Linked DNA regions of Homo sapiens: regions 2 and 3 are each linked to region 1. The links are chromatin loops, found by intact Hi-C in ENCODE. Cell type or tissue: heart left ventricle. All regions are shown on one strand.

The links. Peaks named below come from ENCODE experiments on the same cell type or tissue, not always from the same donor. Only the 100,000 strongest peaks of a DNase experiment are listed, where the experiment ranks them.
Region 2: a loop joins it to region 1, with 4 times the contacts of the local background. A loop is called at or near these places in 106 of 110 quality-filtered maps.
Region 3: a loop joins it to region 1, with 11 times the contacts of the local background. A loop is called at or near these places in 106 of 110 quality-filtered maps.

Annotation. Positions count from the first base shown.
Region 1 is chr12:96,211,433-96,219,432 of GRCh38, reverse strand. All of the region lies in intron 1 of ELK3 (ETS transcription factor ELK3), which reads right to left. Among named protein-coding and RNA genes, the nearest start is that of ELK3, 21 kb to the right of the region's middle. In heart left ventricle, a CTCF peak has its summit at 4,063 (motif pointing right); a DNase peak (open chromatin) is centred at 4,052; H3K4me3 peaks cover 732 bases; H3K27ac peaks cover 3,725 bases.
Region 2 is chr12:96,074,717-96,082,716 of GRCh38, reverse strand. No RefSeq gene overlaps it. Among named protein-coding and RNA genes, the nearest start is that of TRD-GTC2-8, 43 kb to the right of the region's middle. In heart left ventricle, no CTCF peak of the experiment used is centred here; a DNase peak (open chromatin) is centred at 4,286; H3K27ac peaks cover 2,236 bases; H3K27me3 peaks cover 400 bases.
Region 3 is chr12:96,059,004-96,067,003 of GRCh38, reverse strand. It overlaps the pseudogene YPEL5P3. Among named protein-coding and RNA genes, the nearest start is that of TRD-GTC2-8, 27 kb to the right of the region's middle. In heart left ventricle, a CTCF peak has its summit at 4,958 (motif pointing left); a DNase peak (open chromatin) is centred at 4,983.

The sequences.
Region 1 (8,000 bases):
TGTTGGAAAACACAGACTTTGTACCATCATGCTGGGAGGTACGCCCTTCCAATAACCGCTAACACTACAGATTTTCGTAAACTCATCTATATGAGTATCTCTCTCACCGGAAAAAAAATTTAAACGATTTTTTTTTCTAAATTAATTCCTTGATACCTAGAATCCTTAATGAAGTCCAATGTCTTAACAGGCAGGTACAATAAAGCCCATTTATCTGGATGCCACTTTAAGGAATGTGAGTAATTCAGACAGTACACTGTGGCTTTTATTAAATCAACAATTGAAAAAGTGGTGGTACTTGAGATTTATGTTTGATAGATTATTATGCACATGGAGGCCTGCTCTAAGTTAAAATGTTTCATCTGCCTAACTTTACTTAGCTGATTTCCCACCACTCTGAGCTTCAAAAATGTAGAACACATAAAAGGCATGCTAGAAATCTTTTTTTTAAAATTCCCTTTATCTAATGAGAAAATGCTTATCTTGGCCGGGCGCGGTGGCTCACGCCTGTAATCCCAGCACTTTGCGAGGCCGAGGCGGGCGGATCACAAGGTCAGGAGATCGAGACCATCCCGGCTAACACAGTGAAACCCTGTCTCTACTAAAAATACAAAAAATTAGCCAGGCGTGGTGGCGGGCGCCTGTGGTCCCAGCTACTCGGGAGGCTAAGGCAGGAGAATGGCGTGAACCCAGGAGGTGGAGCTTGCAGTGAGGCAAGATCGCGCCACTACACTCCAGCCTAGGTGACAGAGCGAGACTCTGTCTCAAAAAAAAAAAAAAAAAATGCTTATCTTTCCCCTGCCTAGACCCCCACTTTTTTAAGATTCAGGGGGTATACATGCATGTTTGTTACATGGGTATACTGCATAATGGCGGGGATTGGGCTTCTAGCATACCCACCACCCAAATAGCGAACACTGCACCCAACAGGTAATCTGGCAGCCCTCACTCCCTCCCTCTCTCCCCACTTTTGGAGTCCCCAGTCTATTATTCCCGTCCTTATCAGACCTTATTTTGAATGTACAAAATTTTATCAGGTATTTTAATGCCATTCTTTTTGCAGAATCGAACTCTGTGCTTTCATACTGAGGCCCATCAGTCTGCTTTTAAAGGCATTGCTGCTCTTACAGGAAGAGGTGCCCCCTTCACATCTGATACTTTCTGGATTCCTCTGACCTCACCTCAACCTTGCAGCCTGCAGGGCCTTCCCGTCTCTGGCTGGTCTCTCACCATTTCTACCAGCACTGACCAGGACCATGGTCACAGGGGGCTGAGGTCCACCCACTCCTACTCCAGAGGGCAAAACCACCTGTTACTTGCCCCAACTCCTTTCCCTTTGTAATGCAGAGCTGTGATCTGCCATGGTAGAGTGAAGTTAGATGATTTAGAGCAGCTTGTCAAACGTGAATCATATGCATACCTCCTTTAAAGGAGGAGGAGGAAAAGTGATTTTCGTTCTCAGTGTTGACAAATGATTTTTTTTTTTTTTTTTTTTGAGACGGCGTCTCTCTTTGTCCCTCAGGCTGGAGTGCAGTGGTGCGATCTCGGCTCACTGCAACCTCTGCCTCCCGGGTTCAAGCGATTCTCCTGCCTCAGCCTTCCAAGTAGCTGGGACCACAGGTGCGCACCACCACGCCCAGCTAATTTTTTTGTATTTTTAGTGGAGACAGGGTTTCACCATGTTGGCCAAGATGGTCTCGATCTCCTGACCTCAGGTGATCTGCCCGCCTCGGCCTCCCAAAGTGCTGGGATTACAGGTGTGAGCCACTGTGCCCAGCTGAGGAATTGGTTTGTTAAAAAATAATTTTCAAAAGAGGGTTAAATCATGGCTCTCATACAGATATCAAAATGAACACGTTCGAGATTTTATTTCACTCATAATTCAGTAGGGAACCAGGCAGACGTTATAATGAGTTCAAAAAAGCATCTGAATAATAGAGGCATTTATAGAAGAAGAACATTGAAATAAATGCTTAAATGGAGGCAAAACTAGGGGTGGGAGTCAATGGCACTCTGTAAGACAGAATTTGGCTGTCTATAGACGAGAATTATTTCATGATCAGTTACCTATAGTCAACAACGTTGTAAAATACCTTCCAAAAAATCAGAATCACATCATCCGGAGGGAGTCTTCTCTAGAGTCAAGAATGCAGTTTTTCACTGAAGCATAATTCTTTTCTTTTCGACTAGGTCTCACTCTGTCAGCCAGGCTGGAGTGCAGTGGCACGATCTTGGCTCACTGCAGCCTCAGCCTCCTGGGGTCAAACAATCCTCCCATCTCTAGCTCCCAAGTAGCTTGGGCTACAGGTATGTGCCACCACGCCCTGCTCATTTCTTAATTTTTTGTGGAGACCATCTCTGTATGTTGCTCAGGAGTCTCCAACTCCTGGCCTGAAGCAACTCTCCTGCCTCAGCCTCTCAAAGTGCTGGGATTACAGGCATGAGCCATCGCATCCAGCTGTTTAGCTATTTTCTATAACTCAAAGCAGGTGCTAGTGAAGCACTTTTGTCTATTTGGAAGGTAAGCGCAGATTCTGGCACCTGACTCTCTGGGTTCAACAGCAAAGACTCGTCCTGTCTGGTTGTGGGACTTTGGGGAAGTTACTTAACCTTTCTGTGCCTCAGTATCCTCATAGGTAAAATGGGACTGATATGATAAAAGTATCATATCATACAGGGTTGTTGTAAGAGTTACAGAAGTTACTAATAATGCACTTAAACTACACCTGGGGCAAAGTAAGTGCTATTTAAATGTTAACTACAATTACCTTTTAAGCTACAGGGAATCCTCCTCACAGAGCTTGCTGTGGAGTCACATGGCCTTCACCAGGCTAGAAGGCATTGTGTAGCTACAGCACCCACCTGGGCTCTTTGTCCATTAGGCAATGAGCCCCACACAGGCACTGAAATCCAGGGAGACTCTTCAGCCACATGGCGACTGTGGTTTATAAGGTGACTTGGAGTATGCTTCTGTTTTGTAGTCTATCATCAAATATGAAAGCACAAAAAATCGTAAATGCTTGCAGAAAACTCAGATGCTAGGGCACTGATTCTCCGACTCCAGCTTAACAAACACTGGTTTAAATGCTGACCCTGAGGCCTCCAAGCTGTGTGACCTCAGCAAAGAGGGTCCCTGGGGCTCTCTCCTTCCCTGGGGTACATTCGGCTCCCATCTATGTGGTTTCTCTGGAGCAGGAAGGAGAGTCAAGTACATGAGAGCTGTTGGGTCAGATAGCGAAGAAAGAAAGATGTTCTAAATGACAAGCCAAGGGACAATGATGACAACACCGCTCATAGCCGCTGCAGATGGGGCCCTACAGGAGGGCATTCACGGGCTGGTCAGGGCAAAAGACACAGAGTAGAGAGGCCGAGAGTAAAACGCTTGACCTCTGGCACAGAGGGGAGGGACATTTTTGCAGACTCTGAGTGATTATTTTCTGCCCTTATTCTGTTTTCAGCTTTTTGCACTTAAAGAATGCAGTTATGAAAACAGTTTTGAGGCTAGGCGTGATAGCTCACGCCTGTAATCCTGGCACTTTGGGAGGCCGAGGTGGGTGGATCGCTTGAGCCCAGGAATTCGAGACCAGCCTGGGCAAGAGTAAGACCCCATCTCTACAAAAAATACAAAAATTAGCTGTGTCTGGTGGTCCGCGCCTGTCCACCCAGCTACTCAAGAGGCTGGGGTGAGAGGATCGCCTAAGCCTGGGAAGTAGAGGCTGCAGTGAGCTGTGATTGCACCACTGCACTCCAGCCTGGGTGACAGAGCGAGACCATCTCTCTTTAAAAAAAAAAAAAAAAAAAAAGGTTTTATGTCCCTCTTTAGTCTTTCCCATGTTTTTATTTAACTTTGATTCATTCTTTAATCCGACGGAGCCTCAAAAAGAAAGATGCTATTGACAGAAATATTGATCATTCTCATTACGCTGTGCCCGCCTCCGCCTACGTGAGAGCTGTCAGGTCACATGACACGATCCCAGCTTCAGGTGTCCCAGCTGCCTCCTGCCTCTGTCACCGAAAAGCTACTGGCCTCTTCTTGGAAGCTGACCTCCTTCCTGTCGGCCACAAGGTGGCGCCCGACGTCTTAATGTGAGCAAGGGCCGCACAGACCCCTTATGCAAAGTATGAGGTTTTTGCCTCCATTCTTAGAAGTCGAAATGCCCACTTATTTGTTCTTCTTTCTACTGATGGCAACCTAGCACTTCCCTTTGCATGTTCCTTGTTTCATTTTTACTGAGGTGGGAGTTGAGGGGGCAGAATTAGCTTTGATTTTCTTAAGCTTCTATGTGGTGGGAAATAAGAAACGAGGCAACTTAAAAAAAAAAAAAAGGCAATGAGAGCCCAAGAAAAGGAGAAAAACTTCTGGGTAAGGAATAAACAAAATAGGTGCTCATGAGGTACCCATGTCTTTTTTCGTTTGTTAAATTTTGCATGGTTAGAGAAATGAAGATGGATTTGAACACTTCTTACTGAAAATTCTGCTGAGTTCAACTCCTCTGCCAGTATCTGCTATGCATTTCCATGTCATGATACTATCATTGTCTAAGACAAAGGGTAGTAGCCATTTCATTATAGAAAATGAACCCTGTACCTCAGTCAAAGAACTGGAAGACAACATTTTATATTATTAGGGATCTGCAATAACTCAGCACAGAGTAAGTGTAAGGTATTAAGTAAATAAGGATAATATTTGAAAAAAAAACTTATACAAGTTCTGAAGTTTTTTATTATTTCTGTGAGTTGGAAGACTATTAAATTTATTTTCAAAGGACATTTAAATTATTTTGATCATTATCACTGTGTATAAAAAAGGCATGAGGCCAACTTCATGTCTCCCAAGCTTTTCATTTATTAACAAGTATTTGCATTCTGTGAATATCTACAAATTGTTCATTTTAAAAAAGGTAAACAAAAGTAGGTATTGCTCACCTATTTACTTACTCTTTACAGTCTGCAATGGTTTTTGCTGTTTTTTTTTTTGTTTGTTTGTTTTGTTTTGTTTTTTGAGACAGAGTCTTGCTCTGTCGCCCAGGCTGGAGCACAGTGGTGTGATCTCGGTTCACTGCAAGCTCCGCCTCCCAGGTTCAAGTGATTCTCGTGCCTCAGCCTCCCGAGTAGCTGGGACTACAGGCGCACACCACTGCCTCCGGCTCATTTTTGTATTTTTAGTAGAGACAGGGTTTCAGCATGTTCGCCAGGGTGGTCTCAAACTCCTGACCTCAGGTGATCCACCCACCTCGGCCTCCCAAAGTGCTGGGATTATAAGCGTGAGCCACCGTGTCTGGCCCAGTCTGCAATGTTTTTTAAATAACTCTTCCATCTTGGGAAAGAGAAAGGTTGCTGGGATTACATGCCTGTACATGTTATATCTAGCACAATGTAATATCTAGCACAATGCAAGGATTACTGGGTTTTTAATGAACGGATTACATGTCTGTAATCCCAGCACTTTGGGAGACCGAGGAGGGAGGACAGTTTGTGCCTAGGAGTTCAAGACCAGCCTGGGCAACACGAGACCCCCATCCCCACAAAAAACACAAAAGTTAGCTGGATGTGGTGACACATACCTGTAGTCCCAGCTACTTGGGGAGCTGAGGCAGGAGGATCACTTAAGCCCAGGAGTTTGAGGCTGCAGTGAGCTGTGATCACATCACTGCACCCCAGCCTGGGCAACAGAGCATGAACCTGTCTCAAAAACAAAACAAAAAAAAAGAGAGATTTTTCAGAGGAAATCACTGACAACCACTGAAATAACAACATATGCAATTTACTGTGTGTAGGAACACCCCTCTTTCCTTCTGGAACTATGCTGTCTCTGGCTAAATTAGAAGTAACTCAATTGGTTTGTCAGTGACTTTTATATGGGTGAGTAGTAAATGATGGCTTCGTTAACACTGGCTGAGAAAATGTCTTACAACCATTCGACTTTTTCCCACAGAATTCACCGCACCCCACCCTAATAACCACCATACAACCCAGCCCTATGTTATCCTACATTTTCAGAGCGGGCCCACAGTAAGACAGAAAAGGGCCTATTTCCATCCAAGGCTGCCTCGTGTGGGTACCTCTTGATCCCTAACAGTCCAAAACTTTTTAAGATTCCTGGGATAGAGTTTGTTCTTTCTGGGCTTAGAGAAGAAGAGGTGGTCAATCTGCAGGGTAAAGAAATAACTGATTGTCCCAGAAGCACACCCTATTTCTCTGTAGCACAAAGCAGCAAGGCAATTTAAATGAGATGGTGTGTGGAAAAAGCATGGCACTGCGCCAAAGGCTTATATATGTTTTAAACCTTCAACAAGGTTTCTATGCCCCCTTCGTATATGCCTTATATGAAGCCTTCCACAACACATAAACAGCTATTTATTTTTAGCCATCATTTCACTTGCATTACCCAGCACTTCCAACACAGCCCCTGACAAACAATAGGTACTCAATTAAAAGGTGTGTAATGAATCACAATTTCTTTGGCTCTCGATTTCTCTAAGATGGGTATTGTAAGATCTGACTTCACAGACTCTTCCAAAATGAGCTAAAGAGCCTAGAAAAAATAATTTTATTTTGCTTCCCCCTCCCCCGCGAGAAAGATGAACTCACTCCCTTCTCCAGTGTGATCTTCTTTGAGTCCTGTATCCCGCCACGTGGCTCACCGGTAGCCACACAGAGTGTGCACTATGCAGTCTTCAACACACACACATCTTCATTTAATCTCTTCTTTGAAAACATCAGACAAAAATTTTATTGGGTGGTTAAAGGAATATAAGCCTCCTAGATCAAAGCAGCCAACTGGTCACCCGGCCTTCCCAAATTGAGGCTGCCGTTCATTAGAGCTGCTTGGTTAACCACATCCACCTCCCCCCTATAACAACATCCCCAGGAAACAGATTTAGAAGTCCTGGGAATTGCAGGGAAAATCTTTTCAGGTAACCTTCTGTATTAAAACAGCAGACCATGTCTTGAAAGATGAGTGGGGCTATAAAAAACAGAGGTTCCTACAACCTGAGGCAGTCCCTAGGCCCCCTCAGAGTCTCACATGGAAGGACAAGCTCTGCTGACAATGCTTTTTCTTTAAACAGATGGGCTGTTCCTTCCCAGACATTTTTGGACTAAAACCTGAACATTCACTTTCTTTGCAATTGTTTTTGTTGCCTGTGTTGTTTGCATTCTCTTAATTCTAGCTTGAAGCACGTCCCGCAGTTCTCATACTTGGTAACATTCAGCTTCCTCTTCTTCTGCAGGTTGCAGGCAGGAAACTGGAAAATGGGCCACAGGAAACCTGGCCTCCTACATCTGTCCCACTTTGTCACTGCAGCTCTGGTTTCATTTTGTCTTGTGTTTTAGCTCTGTTTTAACCTTCAGTACTGCAGCCCAACTCTGCCTTCTGAAACAACACTGAGGTTCTTATCGCCCAAGAAAACTCAGAATTTTTGTTCCTCCCCAAAGTAATTAACATTGTGAATTCAACAGGGAAAAAATACTAAGCAGATTCTCCTAAACAGTAGTCATTTGGATCAGAAAAATGATTCATTAGATGTAATAAAGCTATTAATAAATCCACAATGAAAATTAAAGACTGTTTCATAATACTGGACACAGAAAAGTTTTTATTTTGTATTTCCTGTGATTAAGGTCAATGGAAAAGCACAAGTTATTTTAGGTAAATATGGTTACTAGTGGTCCAAGGCTGCCTGATGAATTTTAACTTGCTAGGCTTTGATAAATAACGTACAAAAATAAGCTACAATCATATTTCATTATAAATATCACATTGTGATATATTTCAAATTGTTTCATAATATCACAACTATTAAGTTGAACTGTAAGAAATTATTCTTTTTAGAGATCAAAACTAGTTAAATACCAGCAATCTCATATATTCAACCTAAAATATATTCACATACATAAAACTGATACACACACACACACACACACACACACACACACACACACAAACACACAATGACATCCCCAGGGCAGTTTCCTCTTCACATATTTGGTCCATGGAC
Region 2 (8,000 bases), 140 kb after region 1:
GGTGTCAGGGGAAGGAAAGCAAGGGAAGTTCTGCTGGTTTTTTTGCTTGTTGCTGATGTTATGATATCACTGAGGAATGTAAAGGAGTGCAGGGAACCTTACCACAACATATGGCTCCGTGGGATAACGAGTATTTTTTTTGTTGAGACAGGGTCTTGCTCTGTCACCTAAGCTGTAGTATGGTGGCTTGATCACAGCTCACTGCAGCCTCTACCACCCAGCTATTTTTTTTTTTTTTTTTTGAGACGGAGTCTCACTCTTGTAGTCCAGGCTGGAGTGTAATGGCGCAATCTCGGCTCGCTGCAACCTCCGCCTCCCAGGTTCAAGCGATTCTCCTGCCTCAGCCTCCTGAATAGCTGGGATTACAGGCGTCCACCACCATGCCTGGCCAATTTTGGTAGAGATGGGGTTTCACCATGTTGGCCAGGCTGGCCTTGAACTTCTGACCTCAGGTGATCTGCCCGCCTTGGCCTCCCAAAGTGCTGGGATTATAGACATGAGCCACCATGCCTGGCCTAACTTTTTAATTTTTTGTAGAAATGAGGCCTCCCTATGTTGTCCAGACTGGTTTTGAACTCCTGGGCTCGAGCATTCCTGCCACCTTAGCCTCCCAGAGTGCTGGGATTACAGGTGTGAGCCACTGCACTTGGCCAATGAGTATTTTTGAGTTAAAGGCTCTCAAAGATCACAGATGCCAGAAGAGACTTTCCCCCTATCTACATAAAGACTGGACAGACCCACCAAGGAGAACAATTGTTTTTCCTCCCCGCTTCCTGTCTCTCAATCCCCTACCTCTCCAAAGCACAGGCTGAAGTTCCCTTATCTGCCTAAAGTCCGGACCTACCAAAGAAGAAAACAATTACCTCCAGTCCCTTCCCTGAGTTTTCATTAACAACCCATATCACAGGAAGTCTGTCAACAAACCTGGACAGACTTTCGTTATAAACCATTATCTGCTCTATGAGTCCAATAGACTTTGCCCCAGACCTTTGCACATTTTTCAAGCCCATTGAATTCCCCCCAAAAAGCATTAACCATACCCCAAAGTCAACCACAGTTCCCCATCTCCCTTTCCCCTAAGAAGTAGGACATATAAGCATCTGTACCTTTTGGGATATTGGGCAAACACTCTGTGATTCTCCCTGTGTACTCCGTAGTAATAAATTTGTAAAGTCTTTCCTCTTATTAATCTGCCTTTTTTGTGAGCTGAATTTTCAGTGAAACTTCTGAGGGTGAAGGGGAACTTCCCTTGGCCCCAACAAATACAAAACAAGACAGGCTGGGTGCGGTGGCTCATGCCTGTAATCCCAGCACTGTGGGAGGCTGAGGTGGGCAGATCACGAGGTAAGGAGTTCAAGACCAGCCTGACCAACATGGTGAAACCCTGTCTCTACTAAAAACAGAAAAATTAGCCAGGTATGGTGGTGTGCACCTGTAATCCCAGCTACTCAGGAGGCTGAGGCAGGAGAATCGCTTGAACCTGGGAGGCAGAGGTTGCAGTGAGCCGAGGTCGTGCCACTGCACTCCAGCCTGGGCGAAAGAGCAAGACTCCGTCTCAAAAAAACAAAACAAAACAAAACAAAAAAAACCAAGACCATGTGAATGGCTCATAGGAACAGTCAGCAACCAAGGTGAAATGATTTGTTTTTCCAAAGGTGAATCCTCAAGGCTGTTGTTCATTCATTCACAAATATTTATTGAGCACCTACTGCATGCTAGGCACTGGGTTAGATGCTGAGGGTACAGCAGTGAACAAAATAGACACCATCCTTGCTTTTTCTAATTTCCTAGAGCTGCTATAACAAAGTACCATAAACTGGGTGGCTTAAAACAACAGAAATGTATTGTCTCACAGTTCTGGAGAGTAGAAATACAAGACTAAGGTGTTGGCAGTGCCATGCTCCCACTGAAAGCCATAGGAGAATCTTTCCTGCCTCTTCCTAACTTTTGTTGCTTTTTCTTGTCTTGCAACTATGTAACTCCAGTCTCTGTCTTTGTCATGACATGGCATTCTCCCTACATGTCTGCATCTTCACAAGTCTGTCGGTTTTTTTGTTTGTTTGTTTGTTTGTTTGTTTTCCTGAGATGGAGTTTCGTTCTTGTTGCCCAGGCTGGAGTGCAGTGGCGCGATCTTGGCTCACTGCAGACTCCACCTCCCGGGTTCAAGCGATTCTCCTGCCTCAGCCTCCTGAGTAGCTAAGATTACAGGTGCACACCACCACGCCCAGCTAATTTTTGTATTTTTAGTAGAGACAGGGTTTCACCATGTTGGTCAGGCAGGTCTCGAACTCTTGACCTCAGGTGATCCACCTGCCTCGGCCTCCCAAAGTGCTGGGATTACAGGTGTGAGCCACTGTGCCCAGCAAGGCTGTCTTCTTATAAAGACACTGGTCATATTGGGCTAGGTGCTCACTCTTCTGCTGTATGACCTCATCTGAACTAATTACATTTGCAATGGCCCTACTTCCAACTATGGTTATGTTCTGAGGTACCAGGGGTTAGGATTTTAACATCTTTTTTGGAGGCTGGGGGAATAACTTGACCCATAACATTGCTCTTATGGAGCTTATAGTCTAGAAAGGAGGCATACATTAAATGCATCATCACACAATTAAAGATGAAAATGTCATTAGTAGTTAAGTGCTCCAACAGTAACAAGAACAACAAGAAATCGTAACAGGTGGACTGGACGTGGTGGCTCGTGTTTGTAATCCCAGCACTTTGGGAGGCCGAGGCAGGTGGATCTCCTGAGCTTGGGAATTCGAGACCAACCTAGGCAATATGGCGATATCCTGAGTCTACAGAAAATACAGAAATTAGCTGGGCATGGTGGAGTGCGTCTGTAGTCCATGCTACTGAGGCTGAGATGAGAGAATCACTTGAGCCCAGGAGGCTGAGGCTGCAGTGAGTCAAGATCGTGCCACTGCTCTCCAGTCTGGGTGACATAGTGAGACTCTATCTCAAAAAAAAAAAAAAAAAAGAAAAGAAAAAAAAGGAAGGCTGGGCGTGGTGGCTCAGGCCTGTAATTCCAACACTTTAGGAATCCAAGGTGGGTGGATCATGAGGTCAGGAGTTTGAGACCACCCTGACCAACATGGTGAAACCTCGTCTCTACTAAAAATACAAAAATTAGCCGGGCGTGGTGGTGCGTGCCTGTAATCCCAGCTACTCAGGAGGCTGAGGCAGGAGAATCTCTTGAACCCGGGAGGCAGAGGTTGCAGTGAGCTGAGTTTGTACCACTACACTCCAGCCTAGGTGACAGAGCGAGACTCCATCTAAAAAAAAAAATCGTAACAGGAGAAGCTAAGCCATGGTTGAAGGGGGTGGTCAGGAAAAGTTTCTCTGAGGAAGGAACATTTAAGCTGAAGCCTGGAGTGTTCCTCGGGGGGAGAGCAACACCGAAGGGGGCCCCAGGCTGAGGAGAAATTTGACAGAGGTATATTAATACATAAGAGACCCTCCAAAAAGGTTCTCAGAAAAGCTGAGAAGAAATAGAGTCTCTCTCTGTCACTTTGGTAATCTTAATGGTCCCAAACAGTTGTGTGCAAGAGGAAAATTCAGTTACTGAGTCTACCAAAGAAGGAAGGCCTGTCTTATTATTAGGTTCTCCTACTACATAAGTGGTTGTTTTGTTTAGTCTTTTTAAGGACCATGTTGAATGAGCCAAATTACATTTATATTCTTATTCCTTTGGGATCTGGACAAGTCTGCCAGATTTCTGGATTAGCAAAAATTGATTCGAGTGTATGATTTCAGTTAGCGGCTGCTGGGATCACTGTGAGTTTTCAGCATGACATTGTTTAGTAAGCAAACCTCTGAAAGTATGCTTTTATATCTATCAGTCCCCTCCCCAAAAAGCCTCCAAAACCCAGCTATTCTAAAGGGAGTTAAGACTTCCTAAAGCAGTAGACAAAGAACTGAGTGTCAGCTCCTTGGTTGAGTTCAAATTGCCTCCGACAGCAACTGGGCTACAGTATGTGGCACACATTTTCAGAGCCAGACGGGGAGAGGGGGTGGGTTGGTTCCCCCTGGAAAGGCTGTGCTGTGGCTGGGTGGGGTGGGAAGTTAGCCTCCCTTTTCAGGGACAATGTGTCCCACCCTATGCCGGATAGTGGCACATCACAGCTCAGCCTCCCAATTTCACCCACTGGCCTCCGTTTCCCATGTCATCTGAGGTCAGAGAGGTCCAAGCCAACAGAGGTGACTCCGCAGCCTTGCAGGAAGCTGAAGCTGTGAGAAGAAGGATATGCTGCTCCATGCACACCCCCGAGGAGCTGTCCACGGACGGGCCAGGGCTGCTTCCGGGCCAGCGTCCAGGTCTGCTGCTGAGGGCCAGGTGGTGTTGGAGTTGGCCGACTCTCCCTCCTCCATCACATTTTCCAGGAAGGGGTGGCTAGGGACCGGTGGTAGGTGGGGATATTGTCAGCAATGAATGTTGGTGTTTTTGACCAAGAGCCAAAGTATTGTGTGTTTCGGGGGTCTGGCAGACTGCCTCCGCCCAGGGAGACATGCATAACGAGCCTGCCGTCCCAGCCTATAGCACAGTTGTTTGAACTTCGCAGGGTAGGATGGGTGTGGGTGTGTGGTTCTCACCATGAGGATCAAGCCCCCCCTCTTTTTTTTTCCCCCCAACTCCTTTACATCTTTAAGTAAATGAAGCAAAGGAACTGACTGGTGGACTTGAGGAGTGGAAAGGGGCTGTTTATTACCATTCTTGCCAGTCATTTCCCAGGGTTAGAAGTCAACAGAGAGTTCTTTTCTTCCTTTCGTCCAGTATTTGAGTTTAAGTCTTAACAGAGGCAAGTGGGCATTAATAATAGTTGTCCAGGCCAGGCGCAGTGGCTTACACCTGTAATGCCAATGCTTTGGGAGGCTGAGGCAGGAGGATCACTTGAGCCCAAGAGTTCAAGATCAGCCTGGACAACATAGCAAGACCCTATCTCTCCAAAAAATTTAAAAATCATGCAGGTGTGGTGGCACGAGTCTGTAGTACCAGCTACTCAGGAGGCTGAGGTGGGAGGATCGCTTGAGCCCAAGAAGTTGAGGCTGCAATGAGCCATCATGTCACCACTGCACTCCAGCCTGGGTGACAGAACAAGACACTGTCTCTAATAATAATAATAATAATAATAATTTAAAAGTCCAGTTTGGCACCATGGGCATATAATCTGGCCTTGTTGGGTTCCCGTTTATAAAAGATCTCCCTGCTGTGGGCTGACTCCTTCCTCACATAGCCCTCCTTGGCCTGAGAAAACCCAGGAGAACAAAGGTGGGAGGAAATGTCAAAATCCAGAAGGGCCAACTTCTGAGCAACTCCGGGAAGTTTTCTCCCAGAACCAGGTCCTGCCCGCAGAGAGCTCTTCCTAAGGAACCGGGTTGCTGAGGAGTGGGTGGAGCTCAGCACCTTTCACACTCCATTGGATCACAGCCTGTTTCCATTAGGAAGGTTGGATGCTGCAGCCCGTTTCCCACCTGGTGTAAATTGCAGGGGCTACCGCTGCCACCAGCAGGGTATCAGCAAATAAAACCAGGCCTGAGGCCATTTGTTACAAACTTGAGGCTTGTGGTATTTGAAGCTGCACAGTCATTTGGGAAACTGAGTATTCCACAGAGGAAAAGGCTGGTGGGGCGGTGCATGTCCCAGAGGACACAAAGTGTTCTCCAAACCCACAAAGTCTGAAAATCCATCAGTAGAAATTTCTAAAATTTCAGAGATGCCAGATTTGGCTAATCAAAATTCAGGGTGTTCCATTAAGTTTGAATTTAAAATAAAGGAGGAACACTTTTTTTTTTAAGGATAACTATGTCCCAAACATTGCATTGGAGGACATACTTATGCTTACAAAGTATTTGTTCTTCCTTGTATGATGTTGGTGAGAATGTAAATTAGTATAGCCACTATGGAAATGAGTATGGAGGTGTCTCAAAAAATTAAAAATGGAACTGGCATATTGCTATGGTTTGAATATGTCCCCTCCAAAATTCATGTTGAAACTTCATCCCCATGGTGGTGATATCAAGAGGTGGGACCATTTGGGGAGTGATTAAGTCATGAGGGCCCCACCTTCATGGATGAGATTCAGGCCATTATAAAAGGGCTTGAGGGGGAGGCTTTACTCTCATCTTCCTTCTGCCACAAGGACACAGCAACAAGACGTGATTGTGGAAGCAGAGAGCAGTCCTCATCAGATACCAAATGCTGGAGCCTTGATCTTGGACTTCTGAGCTTCTTCAACTGTGAGAAAATACATTTCTGGCCAGGAGCGGTGGCTCACGCCTGTAATCCCAGCACCTTGGGAGTCTGAGGCAGGTGGATCACGAGGTCAGGAGATCGAGACCATTCTGGCTAACACAGTGAAACCCCGTCTCCACTAAAAAAAAAAAAAAAAAAAAAAAAAAAAAATTAGCTGGGCGTGGTGGCGGGCGCCTGTAGTCCTAGCTACTCAGGAGGCTGAGGCAGGAGAATGGCATGAACCCGGGACGTGGAGCTTGCAGTGAGCAGAGATTGCACCACTGCACTCCAGCCTGGGCGACTGAGCGAGACTCCATCTCAAAAAAAAAAAAAAAAGAAAAAGAAAGAAAAGAAAGAGAAAATACATTTCTGTTCTTAATCAATTACCCAGTGTCAGGTATTTTGTGGTAGCAGGACAAATGGATGAAGGCACGTGCAATCCAGCTACCCACTACTGATTGTATATCCAAAGGAAATGAAGTCAGTATGTCAAAGAGATATCTGTGTCTCATGTTCATTGCAGCATTATTCACAGTAACCAAGATATGGAATTAAAGTAAGTGTCCATCATGGATGTATGGATAAAGAAAATGTATATATACAATGGAATACTATTCAGCCTTAAAATAAAAAGAGGAAAATTATGTCACTTGTGACAACACGAATGAACCTGGAGGACATTGTGCTAAGTAAAATAAGCCAGGCACAGCAAGACCAAAACCACGTGATCTCACTTCTGTGTGGAATCTAAAACAGCCCAACTCATTAAAACAGAGTTGAATGGTGGTTACCAAAGAATGGGTTTGGGGAGATGTTGGCCAAAGGATACAAAATTTGAGTTCAATAAAAGGAATAAGTCCAAGAGATCTATTGTACAAACAATGACTATAATTGATAACAATATATTATATACTTAAAAATCACTAAGAGAATAGATTTTCAGTGTTCTCACCACAAAAAAAAGTATGTGAGGTAATGTATATGTTATCTCAATTTATCCTTTCCACAATGTATACATATTTCAAAATATCAAGTTGTACACCATAAATATATACATTTTTACTGGTCAATTACAATTTATTTTCAAAAGTACTTGTTCTTTATCTAAAACTTACATTTAACAAAGCATCATCTATTTTCTCTGACTACCCCACCCCAGGTACAGAATGCCTCCGGAAGTTTCTTTATCTTTTCTTTTTTTTTTTTTTTTGAGACAGAGTCTCGCTCTGTCACCAGGCTGGAGTGACTTGATCTTAGCTCACTGCAACCTCTGCCTCCCGGGTTCAAGGAATTCTCCTGCCTCAGCCTCCCGAGTAGCTGGGACTACAGGCGCGCACCATTACACCCAGCTAATTTTTTTTGTATTTTTAGTAGACATGGGGTTTCACTGTGTTGGCCAGGATGGTCTCGATCTCTTGACCTCGTGATCTGCCTGCCTCAGCCTCCCAAAGTGCTGGGATTACAGGCGTGAGCCATCGTGCCTTGCCTGCCTCCAGAAGTTTCTACTGAAGGCAGAGGTGAAAGGAAACCCGCTGTGAATGCTGACGTCTTATTCACTAGTCTTTGAACTCTTCTAGGGGCTGGCTGCCAGACTCAAAGCATTGTTTGCTTATGGGATGAACGTCTTAATGCAGGGAAACTGAATGGCCAGTTGTCATCAACCCAACCAAAGGGACTCCGCAAAAAAAGTAATGTTGTTGTTCTGTAATAGGTAAATGTCAGATAGTTCTATTCTCAATGGCAAGCTGATGAAGCCCACCCCAGTCCA
Region 3 (8,000 bases), 150 kb after region 1:
ATTTGGCTTGAAAATAGAAGCTTATTTATCAAGAAGAAAACTATGAAAAGATAAAAATACGCAATCCTCCTTGCACATTCTCCCAAATGACCCTGTGTATGGCTTGTGTGATTAGGTTAACCACTTCTATATTAAAACTAGAGAAACTTTATATTTTCCCATTGCTACTTTGCCTGAAAAAAATGGGTCATTGGCCGGGCGTGGTGCAGTGGCTTATGCTTGTAATCCCAGCATTTTGGGAGGCCGAGTGGTGGATCACGAGGTCAGGAGTTCGGAACCATCCTGGCCAAGATGGTGAAACTCCATGTCTACTATAAATACAAAAATTAGCTGGGTGTGGTGGTGCACCCTGTAATCCCAGCTACTTGGGAGGCTGAGGCAGAGAATTGCTTGAACCCGGGAGGTGGAGGTTGCAGTGAGCCCAGATCGCACCACTGCACTCCAGCCTGGGCAACTCTGTCTAAAAAAATAATAATAATAAAATAAAATAAATAAATAAAAAATCATTGCCCCAAGGTGAGTGGCAGGACTCAACTTATAGCTTTTATCAATTAGCTAGGCTTTTGCACATATAGATAACTGCATTTCTTTTTATATCCTGTGATCCAATTATATATTTTTCCCTTTAAAATATCTGTTGAAATAAGAAGCATAAGTTGTAATCACTAAAAGCATTTTTACATATTTAAAACAAAGTAAAATCTAGAACAAGAGTTGAAGACACACCAACAAGTACGTATACTCAAGCTCCTCCTTCTTGAATTAAGTCAGCTGCTAATATTTTCTGGTTTGACCTCAGAAATTAAGTAAGGAAACCACTGTGAATATTTTATTAGAGGCAAAAGTCCTTGATAATTTTTTCTTTTTTTTGAGACAGGGTCTTGCTCTGTCATCCAGGCTGGAGTGCAGTGGCATGATTACAGCTCACTGCAGCTTCAACCTCCCAGGTTCAAGTGATCCGCCTACCTCACCCTCCCAAGTAGCTGCGACTACAGGTGCCAGCCACCACACCTAACTAAGTTTTTAAATTTTTAGTAGAGATGGTGTTTTGCCATGTTGCCCAGGCTGGTCTGGAACTCCTGGGCTTAAGCAATCTGCCCACCATGACCTCCCAAAGTGCTGGGATTGCAGGTGCAAGCCACTGTCCTCGGCCCTTTATAAATGATTTTTCACTGTTGGAGCTTACTGTGCATAACAGACACCTCTGGGGATCTGTTCAACCCACAGTCCCACCTTTGTGGCCACTACTTCTGTTGGGTGGCCTCTGCCATGACTCCTCTCACTGGTCTCTAGTAACACCTTTCCTTTCCCGTTGCCCTTCAAGCCTCAGGGAGGTGCTGGCTCGTTGCTGCTGCTAATGCCTTGGTGATTTCTCATCCTGTTTGTTCGCCTTTAACCCTGGCCAAGCCTCTGTAAAACACAGTGTCTCATTAAACTTTGGTCAGTTATGTCCTATATGTGCGCCACTCGTTCCCCATAGGGACCCTATCACACTCTCTATTATTTCCTATTGCTTCTCTAACAAATTACTACACATTTGATGGCTTAAAAAAACACAAGTGTAGTATTTTATAGGTCTGGAGGTCAGAAGTCCAAAATGGGTTTAACTTAGCTAAAAGCAAGGTGTCAGCTGCGATTCATTCCTAGTGAGGTTCTAGGGCAGATTCCATTTCCTTGCCTTTTCCAGCTTCTAGAAGCTGCATTCTTCGGATCAGGGCCCCTTCTTCTCTCTTTAAGGCCCACAGTGTAGCATCTTCTCTCTCTCCTCTGCTTCCATCATCACAGTGTCTTATCTGGCTCTCACGCTCCCACCTTCATCTTTCCCTTAGAGAGCCCCCTGAGATTTGATGGGGTCCACCCAAATCATCCAGGACAATCTCCCCATCTCAACTTCCTGACTTGAAGCACATCTGCAAAGTCCCGTTTGCCAAGTAAAGTAACATACTCATATTTCCAGGAATTAGGACTTGGACGTCTTTGGGAGGCCAGGGTGGACATTATTCCGTCTACCATCCTTCCTTCAAGGCAATGGGTCCTTCTGTTTTCTTTCCCAATGCTCTGTTCCCCCAAATAGAAATACAGTCAAGTGTCACTTAACAACAGGGATATGTTCCAAGATATGTGTCACTTGTCAATTTGACCGTTGTGCAAACATCATGGAGTGTTCAGTACTTACACAAACCTAGATGGTATAGCCTACTATACACCTAGGCTATATGGTGTAGCCTATTGCTCTAGGCTGCAAACCTGAACAGCACGTTACTGTACTGAATACTGTAGGTAATTGCAACACAATGGTATTTGTATATCTAAACATATACAAACGTAGAAAAAGTACAGTAAAAATATGGTATCAAAGGTTTTTTTTCTTTAAAAAGGATACCCCTCTATAGGATACTTCCCGTGATTGGAGTTTGCAGGATGGGAAGTTGCTCTGGGTGAGTAGTGAGTGGGTGGGGAGTGAGTGTGAAGCTTCCTTCCAGTGGTTGCTCTGCTCTTCCCCAGCTTCCTGTCCTCACCCTCCTGTCAAAGCTGCCTCACTACTCCCCTAACCCTGTCCCAGCCTGGGGACAAGGAAAAGAGGACATAGAGGCAAGCAGCTTCCCTTTAAGGATGGAACTCTGAAATTGCAGACATCATTTCCACTCACACCTCAGGTGTCTAGAATGCAGTTATATGGCCACATCAAACTGCAAGGGAGGCTGGGAAATGTCGGCTCTCCTTGGGCAGCCATGTGCCCAGCCAAAACTCATGAGCTCCTGTTATTTAAATAAAGGAAAAGAAAATGGAAGTTAGGAAACCAGGAGGAGTCTCTGCCACGTTCTCTGCAGCTTAGTTTTCTCATCTACAAAATGAGAAGGCAGTTTTGATGATTAAATGTCATGCATAGAGAGAGATGAGAACTGTGTGCAGCACACAAGTGTTCAATAAACATTAGTTTATGTTATTGGATTATATTCTCTTCTCTTCTCCTCCATGCTTGAGTCTTGTCTTTTTGTTGTTTTTTGTTTGTTTGTTTTTGTGTTTGAGACAGAGTCTCATTCTGTAGCCCAGGCTGGAGTGCAATGGCGCGATCTAGCTCACTGCTACCTCCGCCTCCCAGGTCCCAGTTCAAGCAATTCTCCTGCCTCAGCCTCTCGAGTAGCTGGGATTACAGGCACGTGCCACCATGCCCAGCTAATTTTTGTATTTTTAGTAGAGATGGGGTTTCACCATGTTGGCCAGGCTGGTCTTGAACTCCTGACCTTGTGATCCACCCACATCGGCCTCCCAAAGTGCTGGTATTACAGACGTGAGCCACCGCACCCGGCCAATGCTTGAGTCTTAATGTCTGCTCCAAGGTAAATGAAGACCATGAATGATCCAAGGATGTTGGAGGCACATTCCATTGGGTATTGACCTCTAGGGTGTAAATGGACCGATTCCTTTAAAGGTGCAAGAATAGGGTGAACCATCTGGCACCCACAAAGGGCCTGGCCCACCAAAATTACTGGATGAATGTGTGGTGCGATGAATTAAATCATCTCTTTACGGACATGGAGCAGGTTCAGCCTGAAGAGGAGAGTAAGGAAAGAGAGAGAAAGGCTGAAGAAAGAGAATGATGGGGAGGAGGACAGGAAAACAACAGAGGAAAACGAAGGGGCCAGCACCTTTGTGTGAATGAGAAAAAGACTCCCCTTCCTCAAGACATGTTGCTGCCATCAGCCTCAACATTGTCATAATACATATGCAAACCTATGCTGACTATGGCATGAATGGTGCCCCCTGGAGTTTTCAGTTTACAATAAATACAACTAGCCCTAGAAAAGCCATATAAAGATTGAGGGATGGCGGATGGGGGTCGGGGGAAGAGTGGGAATAACAAGAGAGTAAGAATGAAAAACCACATTGGTAGGAAGTGTGAGAATTAGGAATTAAAAAATGAAAGGTACGTGTTATAAACTGAAGAGTGTCCCCTCCAGATTCACACAATGAAGCCCTAACCCCTGGTTTGACTGTACTTGGAGACAGGGTCTTTAGGGAGGTAATTAAGATTAAATGAGGTAACTTGGGTGGGGCCTAATCCCATAGGACTGGTGTCCTTATAAGAAGACGCTCCAGATCTCCCTCTCTCTCTCCCTCCCTAAAAACCCTATCTGCAGGTCGGTGCAGTGGCTCACACCTGCAATCCCAGCACTTTGGGAGGCCAAGGCGGGCGGATCACGAGGTCAGGAGTTTGAGACCAGCCTGACCAACATGGTGAAAACCCATCTCTACTAAATTACAAAATAATTTGCTGAGTGTGGTGGCGGGTGCCTGCAGTCCCAGCTACTTGGGAGGCTGAGACAGGACAATGGCGTGAACCCAGGAGGCGGAGGTTGCAGTGAGCCGAGATTGCACGACTGCACTCCAGCCTGGGCGACAGAGCAAGACTCCGTCTCAAAAAACAAACCAAAAAAACCCTATTTGCAAATACAGTCAAAATGGCGGTTAGGGCTTCATTGTGTGAATCTGACATCTCTCCATCTCCCACTCCCTCTCCTTCCTCTCTCTGTGTGGCACAGAGAAGAGGCCCTGTGAGAATAACAGTGGGAAGGTGGACAGCTACAAGCCAGGAAGAGAAGCCTCACCAGAAACCAGCCCGTATGGCACTTTGATCATGGACTTCCAACCTCCAGAACTGTGATGCATTAAATATCTGTTGTTTAAACTACTGAGTCTGTAGTATTTTGCTGTGGCAGCCCAAACTGACTAATATGTATTAAGTGGGAAAGAAAGAAATGGTTCATTACAGCAGAGAGTGAGCAGAGATGGGAGAGAAAGGAAGGGCAAGAGAGAAGAGGAACTTCACTTCAAGGCCTAAATGGGGTTCAGTGCTTTTTTTATTTTTTTTCAATGTGTATCTGGACTTCAGGAGGGAGTTCTCATGAGTCTCGTGTTTGGGTTCTGCCTTGATAGTGAGGCTCTTCTGCCACCTGGTGGCAACATGCTTAACCCAGTCATTCACTCATTCATTCCTTCATTCCAGAGACATCTGTTGCGTGCCTGCCCTGTGCAAGGTATTGTGCCAAGCAAAGGATATAATCCTTAATGTCTACTCTGTGCTGAGCTCTGTCCTATGTGTGTTTTGTTTTGAGACAGAGTTTCGCTCTTGTAACCCAGGCTTAAGTGCAATGGCACGATCTCGGCTCACCGCAACCTCCGCTCCCGGGTTCAAGTGATTCTCCTGCCTCAGTCTCCCGAGTAACTGGGATTACAGGTGTGCGCCATCACGCACAGCTAATTTTTGTATTTTCAGTAGAGATGGGGTTTCTCCATGTTGCCCAGGCTGGTCTTGAACTCCTGACCTCAGGTGATCCACCCGCCTAGGCCTCCTAAAGTGCTGGGATTACAGGCGTGAGCCACCATGCCCAGCCTGTCCTATGTGTTTTACATGGAGAAATGATTCACACTTCACCACAACCCTCTGGGCTAAATACTATTATCTCTGTTTTATAGAGGAGGAAATTGAGACACTAAGAAATTAAATAACCTGCCCAAGAGCCTACAGACAGTGAGAGAGTGAGATCAGGAAGCAAGGAGCCCAGCTCTAGAAGGCTTTACAGACATACTCCCTGCCCTGGAAGACCTTACAGTTTCCTTTTAAAAAGAGGTAAATAACCAGCTTAAAGGATATGTATTTTTAAAAAAATGAATAACGCGAAATGGCAGTGTACCATTTTATTCCGTATTGACAGGGACAGGATGCAGAAAAATTCTGGGCAGAAGAGGGTGGGTCCCCAGCGACGGCCCCGGCCTCAAGGTGAAAAGCGTAATACCGCGGCCCAAAGTGAAAACTTACATCCCTGTTTTCCTGCTGGAATGTTGCCTTTTCCAAAACCACCCACAGCCTGCCCTGCCCCCATCTTGTGTCTATAGTAACCCCAGAACTCAGCCGGCAGAGAGGAGAAGCAGCTTGACTTAAAAGTGTGCAGCACCTCCACCTTAGCTCTCTCTTGCTCTGCCTCCCAAAGTGCTGGGATTACAGGCGTGAGCCACCGCAACCAGCAAGGCTGTTTTCTTATAAGGACACCGGACGGCTTGACGTTGTAGCTTTCGAGAGGAGTCCAGCAGGGACGGCTGGACTTCAGGGGAAGATTACCTTCCTGCTCTGTCCCTTTTTCAGCTCCCCTTTCTGCAGAGAGCCACTTTCACTGGCAATAAAATCCCCCACATATACCACCTCCAATTTGTTGTGTGACCTCATTCCTCCTAGATGTCGAACGAGAACTTGGGTGCGAGTGCAAAAGGCTGTCACACTGACTTTCCACTGAGTTATTAACACTTAAGCTGTCCACAGATGGCAACGCTAAAAGAGCACTGTAACACTCTTTCTGGGGCTTCAGGAGTCATGGGTACCCCACTAGACCGTGCTGCAGGGCCTCATGGAGTTTTGCTCCTGCCAGCGCCCCAAAGCACTCGCCCCAATTCCTGCACCCACTCACCTGCACTCCCCCTCCTGTGAGGGGTCAGGGAAAATTTCCTGCTTCAGTATGAATTCTGGTTTTAATTAACTGTCAAGAATCCTGGGGCCTTCATCCCAGGCGAGGAGATCTGGCAGCCATGGATCTCATCGCCACTCAGAGATTTTAGAACTTCAGCTATAAAAATGGGCAGAATTTTCCTTGATCATATCGGTGGTACCTGTCTGTGTTCCTGTGCAAACTGACATGATCCTGACCAACCGCCCAGAACTCATCTCCACTCAGTTCACAGGCGCCCTGGCCTTTTAACAAGGTCGTTAACCTGCTGTGCAGTGAACTTTAAGATCTGGTCATGCTCACTGGCAGCCACAGGGTTCAAGATGTGAGCTGCAAAAGTTGCAATAGCAAACCGGGGTGGATTTATGAATTTGCCACTGGAGATAGCCATGTTATAAGGAAGGCTGTGTGATCCTGGAAAGTGCTGAAGTTCAAGAGAGTGAAGGCTCTGAGGAGCATGTATCATCTGATAATTCTTGAAGAAAAAGAGATAAATTCATCCTTCCCAGATCCCCCTTACTGAAAACAAACATCAGGTGACATTCACTGTCACCTTAGCATCAGAGTCAGATGTATGACCTGCAGGTTGCGAGAATCTAAGATGGAACCTTTAAAACAAAATTTTGTATTTTCCATCCAACAGCAGTGTATAGAGAGAATATTAGACAGATGGCCATTAATTTTTTCCCCTGTGTTTACATCTTGAGGTAGAAGAGTCTGTCTGCAGCTACATAGTGGGTTATGTAAGAAAAAATATCTGGGCTATTGGCATGAAAAGTGTGTTTTATGTGAATTTTGAAAGGAAAATATGACAAGAGTATGGTTTTAAACTTACTTGGGCTTCATTTTAAACTTAAAAAAAATTCCAGTTATTTCACTTGATTTGCTAACTTCAGAGAATAGATCTGAATCTGTGCTTGGCACTGAAGGCCCAGTGTTAGCATGGCTGTGCTGGCTGGTGTGCCATATTCTTGTTGGAAATGAACTGTAGCACCAGAGCCCATTCTTCCTTGTTGGTCTTGACCCAAAGCTGTCACCATTCCTAGTTATTTGTTGTCACATAATTGGTGATGATTGGAAACTTTTTCTGAAATGGGCAGAACTGCTTAGTTGTCTTTCTTCATGTAACTTAAGCCTAGTAATATAAATAAAGAAATACTTGGAAAAAAAAAAAGAATCTTTCCTTTTGACTAAAAGAGGCCACATTCAACTGGCTCATTGTGCATCCATTAGGTTAGGGCACTGGCCCCAACTGGGAGGATTTTTAAAACACAGGAAGTTGGCCAGTACAGTGGTTTACACCTGTAATCCCAGCACTTTGGGAGGCTGAAGTGGTAGGATCACTTGAGCCCAGGGATTTGAGACCAACCTGGGCAACATAGGGAGACCCTAGGAATTCAAGACCAAAACAGAGCAAGACCCTCATCTCTACAAAACACTAAAGAATTAGCCGAGTGCAGTGGCTTACACATGTAATCCCAGCTATTCTGGAGGCTGAGG